Regions from separate parts of the Homo sapiens genome. Here region 1 is linked to region 2. The links are chromatin contacts, found by Hi-C or POLR2A ChIA-PET in ENCODE. All regions are on one chromosome and are shown on one strand. The core of a region is the stretch at or near the end of the contact, and the rest is flanking DNA. Distances in the headings are between cores, read along the strand shown.

Evidence for each region. A loop is a pair of places that touch in the nucleus more often than their neighbours do. ChIA-PET counts read pairs that join two places held with the same protein, here RNA polymerase II (POLR2A). Pooled maps may share reads with other maps.
Region 1: a loop to region 2 is called in a pooled map, with 2.3 times the contacts of the local background. The contact joins the promoter of GRID1 here to the enhancer-like site in region 2. A Hi-C loop is called at or near these places in 1 of 168 maps with a recorded cell type or tissue (OCI-LY7) and 3 of 50 pooled maps. POLR2A ChIA-PET finds 5 or more read pairs at or near these places in 7 of 52 experiments (A549, BJ, HEK293 and 3 more).

The regions. Positions count from the first base shown.
Region 1 is chr10:86,364,454-86,370,905 of GRCh38, forward strand. GRID1 (glutamate ionotropic receptor delta type subunit 1) reads right to left here and starts at 2,342. Exons shown (of 16, transcript NM_017551.3): 1 at 1,861-2,342. The coding sequence starts at 1,939. RefSeq lists silencers at 1,651-1,800, 1,831-2,030, 2,261-2,310, 2,331-2,720, 2,831-3,040.
Region 2 is chr10:86,396,714-86,403,035 of GRCh38, forward strand. LOC124902473 (a long non-coding RNA gene) reads right to left here. Exons shown (of 2, transcript XR_007062221.1): 2 at 5,268-5,951. Among named protein-coding and RNA genes, the nearest start is that of GRID1, 33 kb to the left of the region's middle. RefSeq lists enhancers at 3,061-4,054, 3,118-3,167, 3,159-3,453, 3,258-3,307, 4,055-5,048 and 1 more and silencers at 3,458-3,687, 3,698-3,747, 4,438-4,487, 4,558-4,607, 4,728-4,787. Within about 2 kb of position 3,283, at least 21 of the 41 ENCODE cell types and tissues checked have a DNase peak (open chromatin) inside an H3K27ac peak, as active enhancers do; they include OCI-LY7, where a contact is called at or near this core.

The sequences.
Region 1 (6,452 bases), core at 1,092-3,591, 33 kb before region 2:
AATGCCTTGACATGGTTCCATAAATCCCATCCCAGGAGCCAGGAAGTTCCCCGGGAGGGTGGTGTCCCCCACCCAAATCCCAGGACAGAATGATGGGTCCTTCTCCATGCACGTCCCCTGCTGAGTGGAGCTGAGCGAAGCAGGTCTACAGTTGGCTTTCCTGCGCAGAGGGGTCTTCCTTAGGCAGGGGCTTCGGATGGCCTGCAGCTTGGATGACTGTGACGCTGCCCGGCCTGGCGCCCTGAGCTCAGCCTCCTACTCTCCATCCTTCCCCACTCCCATTTCCTGTACGTCTGTCGAGGGGAGTGGGGGAAGGGGACTTGTGTCCTAGGCGCCTCCACGTTCAGATCTAGCGGAGCTGGGGGTCCCAGAAGGAGCTGCTCTTGAAGGGCTTTCTAGAACCGCGGACAGCTCCTCCAGGGCGCCCTCCGGCTGGCGCTTTGTGCGCCTAGCACAGCTTCCACGGACCCTGCGCTTCCAGCCGAGATCAGTGCGACCAGCCCGAGCCTAGTCCTGCAACCTGGACAGCTCTGGAGTCAGCCACCCACATCCCGCCTCACCAAGCCTCGAGGGTCCCTGAGGTCCCGGAGCTAGGCCCAGTGATCCCTCGAGCTGGGGGCTGGGTAGGAGGAGGGAGGCCCGGATTCCTCACTACACCCGGAGCCGGCGCCGCAATGCTGACCGCGAGACCCGCACCCCTCCAGGGCGGGAAGCAGGTTTGGTCACGGGCCCCTGAGGAGGAATCGTAGCTCTCCGAGCCCAGGCCTAGTCCTCACCACCCCACTCCACCACCCACCCTCCCGCCTTGTCCCGTCCTCCTCGCCTTCAACACCTCCCAACCCCCAGTTTCCCTGTGCTCGCTGGTCTTTCCCAACTTCCGGAAAGACGACTGCGGAGGGACTCCCCCAAAGCGACCGCTGTCAGCCCCCCAACTCGGCCCAACTTCCCGAGATTCCTCCCGTGTTGCTCCCAACTCCCACCCACTCCCCCTCGGCGCGCCCACTCCCCCTCGGCGCGCCCCCTCCTCCTCTGCGCTTTCATCTTCTCTCCCGGTTCTCTCTCTCTATCCATCTCTTCCCGCTCAGCATCCCCCTACCCCCCGCTGCCCACGCTTCTTCCCTCGGCTCCCACCACCCAGACCGTCTGGGCCCCCAAGACTTGGACCACGCAAAACTCTAGGACTGTCCAGGATGGGGATGCAGTCGCCACAACCAGATACACACGCACTCACACATACACCAAGGGCTACACAGACACACACCGGAGAAGCAGGCAGACACTGTGTCCACTCTAACAGGCTGACAGACAGTCGTGCACGCACCAACACACGCTCAGATGGCCCCACACACCCCAACACCCTCTCACAGTAACACCGACACCGTGCCAGGCGCACACAGCGACACACGCTGACAACACGCACCCACACACATTCACACACGGTTCCGGTCCGGCCTCTTTGATCTTGCCCTGCCAACTTGGCGAGCCCCCCGCTGTACCTCCCCCTGCCCCCCGCTGCTCTGAGCTGCGCAGAAGGGCCCTCCCGACCCGCCGACGGCCCCGCTAAGGGCGCGGGTCTCGACGCGCGTCCATCCCGGTGTTCCCCGAAGCGTCGGCCCTAAGTGTCGGTAGAGGCCGCGGGGCCCCGCGCGGAGATCGGAGCCCCGGGGAGCGGCAAGCAGCCAGCGGGAGCGCGGCGCGGCCGGTGCACAGCTCCTCCGCCGGGCGGCGCGGCGCGGCCCTTCGGGGGAGCACCGCCCGCCGAGCCCCTCGGCCCAGGGAAACGCCAAGTTTGGACGCCGCGCACCCCCTGCCCCGTTGGGGCCCCCGCCCAGCCTCGGCCCGGCCTCCAGCCGCGCTTACCGATGTGGATGATGGAGTCGGCCCGCACCGACACGCACTGGCATATCCAGGGGAGAAGCCACAGCGTCAGCGCTTCCATGTCCCCCGGGCGCGCGGCTCATCCACCCGGGCCCGGGGCGAGGCCGAGGGCAGCGCGAAGCGGGGAGGCGCTGGTCCCGGTGCAGTCCCGGGCCGCTCCCCGGGAGAGCCGAGCCCGCCCGTGCGTCTTCCCCCGCGCGCCCGCCCCTGCGCCCTGCGCCCGCCCCAGCCCAGCCCAGCCCAGCCCAGCGCGGTCGGGCTCCCGCTCCGGCTCCGGTGGCGGCTGCGGCGGTGCTGGCAGCTTGAGCCCAGGCCGGCGCGGCGGGGGCGGCCCGCGGCTGTGGCAGCGGCGCTTCCCGCGGCTAGAGCGGCTTCGGGGGAGGCTGAGGCGGTGGCGGCGGCGGCCGGGCCGGCGTGGCGGCTCTGGGCTGGCTGTGTGTCTGAGCCCCGGCGAGGAGCGAACTGCGGAGGACGCCCCCTCCCCTCCCCCTCCCCCTCAGCTCCGCTCCCCCTCCCCTCCCTGCCCGCCTCCCTCCCCTCCGCCCGCCTCTCTACCACGTGACTGCGGAGCCTCAGCCTCGCCGCGCGGCTCTCGCCCGCTCGCGGCTCGGAGGGGGCGCCGGGTGCTCCACGCTCCCGGCTCGGGGGACGCTCGGAGACCGGCACAGCGGCGGGGACCGGCCTGGGCTGCGGCGCGCCGAGCTCTGACGGTTCGGGCCTCCTTCTCCGGTTCGCCAGGGGCGGGAGAATGGAGGAGGGCCGGCCGCTAACTGCCCTCGAGGGGCTCCCGAAGCGCCCTGGCGACCTCAGCAGCCGCGCGTCTCGGGTCATGTCCCCGGCCGAAACAGACCGTTCCTCGTGGAGTGGGACCTGGGGAGCAAGAAGAGAGACCGGGGCGGGGCGCCGGGCCAGGCCCCAGGACAGCTGGGGAGCCAGAGGGGGCCGGCCGCCGCAAGCATCTCAGAGTAGAGCCCGGGCCGTGGGCTCGAACCCTGGCTGGCCGCGCGGACCTCGGCGGGCGCCCATCCCCCGCTCCATGGGCAGCGCGCTCAGCCGGGAGTCGGGCAAGAGGCTCGGACTCTGAAGCCCAATTCATGGCCGGAAACCAGCGCAGCCGTGACCGCGGCGCCTGGACGTGAGGAGCCTTCCAAGCGGCCGGCGGGCTCAGACTCCGACCCTGCACGGAGCTTTCATGTGCGAGCCCGGGCGAAGAGCCCGCTCCTCGCGGCCACAGCGGAACAGGGCTCCCTCCGCCTCCGGTGCCTGCCTCGGGCCGGCCACCACCAAAGAGAGCGTTAAGCTGTTGTGGGCTCGTGCCTGAAAGGGACTGGGCTCCATGTGGCACCCCCAAGATTTCGAGGAGACAGCTGAGCTTCCTGGGGTCTGGGACCTGGCAGAGCCTCGTTCAAAAGCTGCTCCTCCAGCAAGCCTGGGAACGTCCCCGGGCCCTGTTGTCCGCGGAGGGGCCCCAGGACTCCCGCCACGCACCAGGGGGAGAGGCTCCCACCACAGCCCTTGCCCAGAGCTCCCAGCGCAGTGGGCGAGGCAGACACCCAACCAAGTCATCTTTTAAATGTTGGGGGGGGCTATGAATGAGCTGTGTATGCTCAGATGCCTGGGCTCTGAACCAGCCTGGGAAGAAGAGCAGGGATGACTTCCTGGAGGAGATGACAGTTGTAAAGACTGAGTGGAGGTTCCCAAGGGAGAAAATAAGGCTTCCAGGCATTGAATAGTGGTGAGCCAAGGCAAAAAGAAAGAAGTGTGTGTCTGTATGTCTGTCTGTCTCTCATGTGGCCAGAGCCAAAGAGTAAGCATTGGTAGATTTCACTTTGGAAAGAAAGATTGGAGAGGATGGGCTGTGCAGAGGGGGCCAGTGGAGGCCCATAGCACTGTGAGGGAACCCTGGGTGGGCCAGCTCAGCTGGGCAGGGACAGCCTGTTGGAGCGGAGAAGCTGGATTGCAGAAGTATCAAGGAATCCCATGAGCCAGCAAGGTGACTTCTAGGTTAAGGAGGCCAGGGGGCAAGAAGAGAGGAGTGGTCATATGTCATACTTGCCCATGGGAGTGGCTGAATGTGGTCCTACACACACACACACACACACACACACACACACACACACTTCTTCCAAAAACCTGTCTTAGGGTCCTTGAGTAGTGAAACCTGACCCACCCCGCATCTCAAAACCCTCTACACCTCTAATTCTTATTCCTGCAAAATTCTACCATTCACTGGCTGAAATGCTGTAGGGAGAAGAGAAATAAATGATGAGTTTTATTATACATCAGTTTGGTTCCTACGGGGACTGTCTCCACCTTGAAAGGATGGTGGGTGTGGTCTTGACCTGAAGTCCCTGTGGGTCAGGGACTCTCCCCGGGCCTCCTGTTGTTGGGGGTTCTCCAGTGTGTTAGTACAGTGGGCATGTGATATACCCAGTTAGAAGTTTTTCTTTGATGTATGTTTTGCTAGGTGTAGGTAGCATGATTTCAGTGGGATAAGTATTAAGACCTCCTTCCAAGTATTAAGAAGACAACCCACCAACACATAGTTGTGGAATGATTTCCATCAAGTTCCAGTTTGGATGATGAGGTGGGTGATGAGGTTCCTGTGGCTTGGCATCTGAGGATCATGACTCAAGGTGGATCTCATCTGGAAGTTGTTGACCTGGGGCAACCTCACCTTCTGTCCTGGGTGCCTCCTTCCTCTCCAGCTTCCAGGGCGTGTGGTAGTCTGCCATCCCCATATGCTCATTCCCAGATCCTCACCCTGGGACAGTCCACTCAGCCAAGCCAGTTTTCCTATCCAGGCTAGAATCCCCTGGACACTGTAGGCAGCGTGGTGACTGTAGGCACTTGCTCAGCTCCTGTTCCTCACAGAGCTGGAAGGCAGGCCCAGAGACCACTGGGGACCTGTACAGACTCACCTTGAGGCAAAATGTGTTTAATCCTCTGCCACCTAAAGTTGGAGTTGCCAGGTTCCAGGGGCATTGGATGTTATTGGTCAGTTGCTCAGACTCATCAAGCCCTTAACAGTTTATTGCTCCTGGCCCAGCTATTCTTGGCCCAACACCCTTATCCCTGATAGCCTCTGGGGCTGCAAATGCTGCCTCTCCAAACCAGGGGAAGCAACTCTACCCAATGAACAAGTTCACCCCTAATGCAAGAATCTAGCTGGAGAAGATAGATTAGAAATCTCTGGGTCATATGACACACATCCACTTCAGAGAGAGAAAAACTGAGGCCCAGAGAAAGGCATCAGGTGAGTTGCTGGCAGGCCCAAGGCTCAGTCCTCTTGGTTTGCTCCTCACTACACAAAGGTGTATTCACAGAAATTAAAACTGAGTCAGTAAATCTTTCTTTTACACAAGCTCAGCCAGCACAGGTGACTGCTTTTTCTAAAGAGTTCTTCAGTTTTACTGATTCTAATTACTTTTCTTTAGCACTTACCACATGCAGGCACTGTGCTCACCACCTGACATCTTACCGAGGAGATGGTCATCCCATTTTACACACAAGGAAATTGAAGGAGGGTGCAAAAAGATAAAACTGGGCTCATCAGGAATCTCAACTGAAACAACACTGGACGCTAGTAGTTGGCCACAGAAGCTGTAGATGAAATGTCAAGGCAGAGAGAGGCCTCAGTGGTCTACTTGGAAGCTACAATCATTGTGACTTAAAGCTTTGTCATTCCAGAAATGCAGACCTTTCCTTTCTCCATTGCCTTCTTTCTCACCCCATCCAAAAGCTGGACTAAGGAAAAGCCAGCTGGAGTCCTGGCCCTCCAAGTGACCTGCCTCCTGGGCACAATCCTGAGGAGCTGCCTGCCTGATGTGGAACCACCAGTGCCCAACCCCTGCAGAAGTGCCCCTCCTGAACCATGCGTCTCCAGGGAGGGCCCAAAAACTCTATCTTCCTCATTCCCTCCTCAGCACAGAGCCCACCAGTGATATGGAAGACAATTCGGCCCAGGCCCTGCCTGCAAAGAAAGATCAAGTCCAAGCCTGGGGAATTCTCTGCAGGCTTTGGCATGGAACCCAGCTGTCCCGTGTACACAGGGTGGAGGCCAACCCAGGTCTTAAGGTCAAGCCCCCAGGGAAGAGTCTGTAGGCATCTGGGAAGGGGTCTTGCTGCCAGCCTCATCCGTCACTACAGGCTCCAGGGAACCCACTTTCTGCCAAGATCCAAGCTCAGAAAATCTCACTGCTGCCTTCCTCTCTTAACCCATTGGGTTTTTCCTGTTTTCAATTTTTTCTTGGAGACAGGGTCTTGTTCTGTCACCCAAGCCGGAGGACACTGATGTGATCATGGCTCACTGTAGCCTAGACCTCCTGGGCTCAAGCAATCCTCCCACCTCAGCCTCCTGAGTAGCTGAGACCACAGGCACATGGTACCATGCCCAGATAATTTTCTTCATTTTTTGTAGAGATGGGGTTTCACCATGTTTCCCAGGCTGTCTTGAACTCCTGGACTCAAGCAATCCTCCTGCCTCGCCTCCCAAAGTGCTGAGATTACAGGTGTGAGCCACCACGCCAGATTTGTTTTTTGGTTTTTTTTTAAAACACCCTTGTTTATTGCTT
Region 2 (6,322 bases), core at 2,033-4,532:
ATGCTTACCAGGGCCTGAGAAGGGTAGAAGGGAGAAGAGATAATGAAAAGTTGGTTAGTGAATACAAATATACAGTTAAAAGAAATAAGTTCTAGTGTTTGATAGTACAGTAGGGTGACTATAGTTAACAATAATTGATTATATATTCCAAAATAGCTAGAAGAGAAGAATTGGAATGTTTCCAACACAAAGAAAAATGTTTGAGGTGATATATAATCCAATTACCTGAATTTGATCATTACACATTGTATACATGTATCAAACTATTGGGTGTACCCTCAAAATATATACAACCATCATATATCAATAAAACAAAGTGTCCTTTTTAAAATACATTAAATTTAATCTGAAAAATGGCAGTGGTGGTGAAAACATAACTTTGTGCTTTCTGAATCCCCACATAATTATAGTCAGAGCAACAAGACATTAAAACCAAAACCCGTGGACAACATTGCAACAAAACTAAGTGATAGGTTATCCTGTCACCACAAAATGCAAGTGGGTGGACAACAACCATGACACCTGCACAGCATCAGCATGCGCTGGGGGAAAGCCGAGGGAAGCAACAGGTTACCTGGGCACCTGAGGGCCCTGTTCATCCACAGTGCAGGGGCCGGGTGAGAACCAGCAGTTTGTCTCACTCCAGATCTTACCAGATCTGCGGTAAGATCTGAAGGTCTGTGAATTCTCTCACTGATCTGCGAGGGCTCCCTTCCGGACTGCACCCCACAATGGACAGCAACTGCTGGAAATTGAATCAAAATTAAGCAGGGGCCAGGCATGGTGGCTCATGCCTGTAATCCCAGCAATTTGGGAGGCCAAGGGGGGAGGATTGCTTGAGGCCAGGATTTTGAGACCACTCTTGGCCACATAGTGAGACCCAGTCTCTTTAAACTCGCCCGCAGAGTTCTTTTTTCTTTTTTTTAACAGGATGAGAAAAATAGGAGCTTCAACTCATCTCCAACCAGGGTGAGGCAGGTGAGCAAAGAAAGGTCCTGGCTTGCAGCAAAGAATTTCAGAGCATACTAAACAGTTAAGGGATGCAGAAAATGAGATTTTAATGCAATAATTTTTTAAACAAAATTCAATGCCAAAAAATCCAGGATGAACAAAATATCAACCTTTTAAATAAAGATAGGATATTAATAGTCTTGTACTGAACCATACTGGAGCCTGAGGCCAAAGGAATAATCAGTGATGCTGATCCTGTCTTTATTATAGTGAAACAGTAACACGGTCCATAGCCCTTCTTGAGGATCTACTAAAGCACCAGTCGCAGAGACCAAAATAACTAGAGAAACATCACATTAATGATTGGTGATGATTAACAAATGTATAGTTATTTGTGGAGTGAAGACTAAATGAGGGTTTAAAAAGAGAGATTATGCTATCTAATGGCTTTACCATCTGAGAATGTAGAGTACAAACAAAAATAGGGGGTAGGCTGGGTACAGTGGCTCACGCCTGTAATCCCAGCACTTTGGGAGGCCAAGGAGGGCAGAACACCTGAGTTCAGGGGTTTGAGACCAGCCTAGCCAACATGGTGAAACCCTGTCTCTACTAAAAATACAAAAATTAGCCAGGCATGGTGGCATGTGCCTGTAATCCCAGCTACTCGGGAGACTGAGGCAGGAGAATCGCTTGAACCCAGGAGGCAGAGGTTGCAGTGAGCCAAGATTGTGCCACTGCACTCCAGCCTGGGCAACAGAGCAAGACTCTGTCTCAAAAAAAAAAAAAAAAAAATGGGGGGGATAAAAATAACATATGCAGAAAGAAAAAGTTTTAGGTGTTTTCAGAAATTATAGCTAGTTATGGTATTGATATTGTTATTCTGAACCTGTAAGTATATAAATTGAAATAAAACAAATGACTAATTGGATTCTAATTCAGTTATTCCTGGTGTCCTTAAGAACCAGGATTCCCAGTGTGGAAGAAAAGAAATACAGGTGTAATCAAGAAGTCCTCCACTTAACGTAGTTACATCAGTATAAATTCCCAGTGTATTTTATCATATATGTAATTTACAGCTCCTCCATTGAAAAGACCTAGAAACAAAGATCAACCAAGAAGTGAAGAGGATTCCTAGCACCCCAAACTGGTAAGATGTCTTGTCATTCCAGATAACAAGGAAGTGTTCAAAGGCTACTAGGGTCACATCTAAAGGACCCAAGGATTAACCTGAAGGGCTCCAGCTGCCCAAAGAGGGGACAATTTGTATGTTACTACTGACAGTAACTGCAACGTATTGAAATCCATCTAGCACATTTAAATCCTTGGCATCGTGATGGTATATTTTTTTAACTCTTCATTTTGGGAGGATGACAGGGTAGCAATTCGTCATCTTGAAAACGGATAAATAAATGCAAAGAAACAAGCATTTACCCGCCTTTCCTCTGTGAACGGTTCCACTGGGTAACCAAATAGCAGATGAGGAGAAGAGTCTCTTTATAAAATCAACCCAGATGATAAATGAAAAATAAATTATATAATTAGTATATCACCATTTTCATCCCCCAGTGAATTAATGAATGTAAGCATTGGACATCGTCTCTCCTCAGATCTCAAAAAATAGAGACAACCAGACATTATGTGCCTCCTGACAAAACAGCACTCCACCACCTGGAGTCTCACCAAAAATCTTGAACCTGAGTCTGATCAAGCCTTTGGATCCAGCTGTCAATTTGCAGGAAATGCAGAAAACAGGGAGATGTGTTGAACTGCACCAGGAGAATGCAATCAGTGAAATCCAGACTAGAAATCTCTTCAGATTCTTCCAAGGATACATTGCAAGGAAAAGAAAGTGATGGAGAAAGAAACTACAAATTAAAGAGACTTAAAATATATTAACAAAATGAGCAAGTCTAATTTATAGCCTCTAGAGAGGCGAACTTGGGTGACAACAATTTTTTAAAAACTCGGGTAAGTAATTACTATGAAAGGCAGGAGAGTGGCTACTTTGGGAAGGAGGGAGTCGAGTGAAATCGGGAAGGAGCACGGGTAAGGTATTCTGGGGGAAAGTACTGTTTCTTGGCTTGGGTAGTGGTTACAAAGGTGTTCATTTGATAATAATTCACAAATCTTCACATTTGTGTGGCTTTCTGTGTATTGGCGATTGAATTCAAACTCAGAACTGCTAAGGCCAGCGCCCAAGGCAGCCGACCGCAGAGGCGGGTGGGCAGAGTGGATGAAAAGCAGGCGCTCGGGCCTCCAGGCCTGGCGGGGACAGGAATGTGTTCCGGGCCCCTTGCAGGAGACGCACTGCAGGGGGCGCTGCGGGCACACTGAGACCTCGGAGAGGATCACAGCTCCTGGACCTAGCCCGCGACGCGCCCAGAAGCCTCTATCGCATTCAACTCAGAGCACGACCGCTCGGGAGGAGCGGGCCCATCCAGCCCAGGGGAGGGACCAGGCCGACTTCCGCGCAATGAGCCCTAGGCGGCCGCGCAGCGGTGCAGTGGGCGCGGAGCTGGCAATCAGCGACGACCCGCGGCTGCGGCCCTGCGGGAGCTGCACCATGCGGTCCGGGGCGAGTCGGCTGACACGCGCGCTCACGGCGAGTGGAGCCGGGAATCCAGACCCCAGACGCACGGCCGAGGACCGGCAGAACCCGCTGGATTGGCAGCTCAGGAGCGGGAGGGCGGAGGCGGCGGGCGGGGCCGCTGGAGGCCTGCAATCCCAGCGCATCCCGGGGAAGACCGCCCGCCGGTGTCCGTGTGGCCCCGCGCTCCTGGGGTGGGGCCCGCCTCGTCACCCCGCCCCGTCTGTCTCCTGGTCTCGGCTCGCCGCCGCCTCCGATGAACCTTCTCGGCCTTCCGCCGAGCTCGCCTGAGCGCGCTCCTAACCTGGCTCTGGGCTCCGCCGCTGGTCGCACGGGGATTGTGTCGGCCTCGCCCCCTCCCGCTCCTCCCACACCCTCACCTTCCAGGCGGGGAGGAAGGGCTGCAGCCCCACGGCCGCCGGAACGCCCTCCCGACCCAGGGAGAATCAAGGCCAGGGCTCTCCACCGCCCCTTCCATATCCGGGTCCCCGAGGCGGGCTAGGGTCTGTGGTTTGGGGACAGAAGAGGTCGCGATTGGAGCTGGTGGGCTCCCCTAGGGGAGAGCAGGGAGTTGGAGACGCAGCTCGGCCGAGCTTTCCTTCGCCCACCCACTTTTCGGGTTGGAAGACTGAGGCAGCGGGCATGACTGGGGCCCCGCAGTGCCGGCGCCTCTGGAGGCAGAGAGAGCGCCTGGAAGGCGGCGCCGACGCCGCGGTGCGTCACTCGCCCACCTACTTACCAAAGCAGGTGACACTCGCAAACCCTGGCCCCGCGCCGCCCGCCCCAGGGTGCGGGGGAGAATAAAAAGGGCAGAAGACAGGAGTGGGGCCTAAGGGCGCGCGTGTCCCCCCGACCCCTAGCCTCCTCTCCAGGTGAGCGGCGCGCCCCACCCGGGCCTCCGAGGCCACCGCTGGGTAAAGGGAGCGAAGCCGAGGGGGGCGCCCGTGCTGGCTGGGGTCCGAGACCCGGTTTCCTCCGTGACCCAGCAAGTGTCGAGACGCGCCCAGGGACAGGAGCTGGACTTGGAGTCCACTAGGGGCAATCTCCCGCCCTTCCCGCTGCTCCGTGCCAGGCCCGAGCTTGTCTCGAGCCAGAAGGGCCAGCCTCGGAGGAGGTTACAGCGTCCGGGCGGCCGGACGGGAGCTGACAGCACACCCGTGGCCCTGAGCGGCGACGCGCCCTAGAAAGCCCGTGGGCCCGACCCCGCGGGGGGCCCTCCCCACCCCGCCCGGACGTCCTCCTCACGCCGATCCTTTCCCTCTTTCTTCCCCTTGGACCTCTGTCCTCAACTTTCTTCTGTCCCTTTCCTCGAAGGACACCTCTCCCAGGACTGGGGCCGCGCTCCAGGGCTCCCCCTCCCCCGCCACCCGCGCAGCCCGGCATATGCCTCGACCCAGCACCCGGGCCTCAGAGGAGCTGGGGTGAGGCCTGGGACGTGACAGACTAGGTCCCTGCCCTCTGGGGCTTCCATTCCGTGGGGGAGCAGCAGAAACTGGCGCGTCTACCTTTGCCAGTAGCTAGGAGTGCCATGAGAACAAGGGAAGGGGTGGGAGGGCGTCGCCTACGGAGACGAAGGAAGGCCTCCCGCGCTCATCCGCCTCCGCCTTCGGAGCACTGTGCTTGGTGTCATAACTTTTTACTGAAAAAAAAATTTCAAAGAGAAAATATTCTAAAATAAACAGCAATAAATCAGATGAAGGGGGTCAGCAATACATAAAACGTGGTACAATTTATGGTAGAAAGAGGTAAAATTTTATTTCTATTATCCAATGCCAAAGGACACCCCAAATGGTTCTGAGGATACCTTGGGCAGGTGCCAGATTTGGGGAGGCGAGGGGGAGGGAATCAATGGGACTCCAGTTCAATGACTTCGGTTCTTTACTTAAAAAAAAAAAAGTACTTGATGCGTTGTTGGTGAAACTGAATATATACAAATATATAGATATCTGGTAAGGAGAGCTGAAGACACAAGGAAAAGGCGTTGTCCTGGAGGGGATCCCTGAGAAATGGGGGCGCCTGCCCTGCCCAGAACCCTTTTAAGGAAAGCATATGGGCAAAGCTTCCACAGACTGGGAGGAACAGCAATCAGCAGAGAGCTCAGGTGCTGGCAGGGGCTTCTAAAGAAAGGAGGGAGGGCGGTGGCAGGAGGAGGCGTTCGGTGCAGCAGGAACAGCCTAGGCAGAGGGCACGGGCGGTGGGAATGGCAGCACCATGGCAGGAAATCCGAGGACTAGTCACCACCGCTGAGATGTGTTCTGATGTCCCTGAGTCTCCATCCCTAAGAGACCTGAGAAAGTCGTCCTTCCGTGCAGCCTGGGAGGACTTCATAGAGCGAAGAGCAGAGGCAAAGGCTGGTGCGGAGAGTGACACAGCAGGGTCCAAAGCAGGACAGTTTGCTTGCAGGCTGGGTTGCCTGTAGCCAAAAAGAGACATAACTCTGAGAGGCAGTGAGACTGAATCACGTGGGTCCTTGAATGCCAGGATGAGATGGTCAGACTTCCAAGGGGCGCTGGCAGCTGAGGCGGGGTGATCCAAAGGGCAGGGGCGGTTTTGGAGCTGGGCTGCAGAAAGCCACATTTGTGTCTGGAGAAGGTGATTTTCCTAAAGGCAAGCCAGAGACTGATTTGCCAAGAGCAGGAGACGCCTCGTGCTGCACGATAAGGACCTGAATGTGGTGATGGGGATGGAAAAGCAGAGGTCAATGGGACAGGTGGTATGCAAGCCAGTGCCAGGGGATATGGGTGTGGCTCCTTTAATCACGTGGGGAAGCCCACTCAGTCTGCC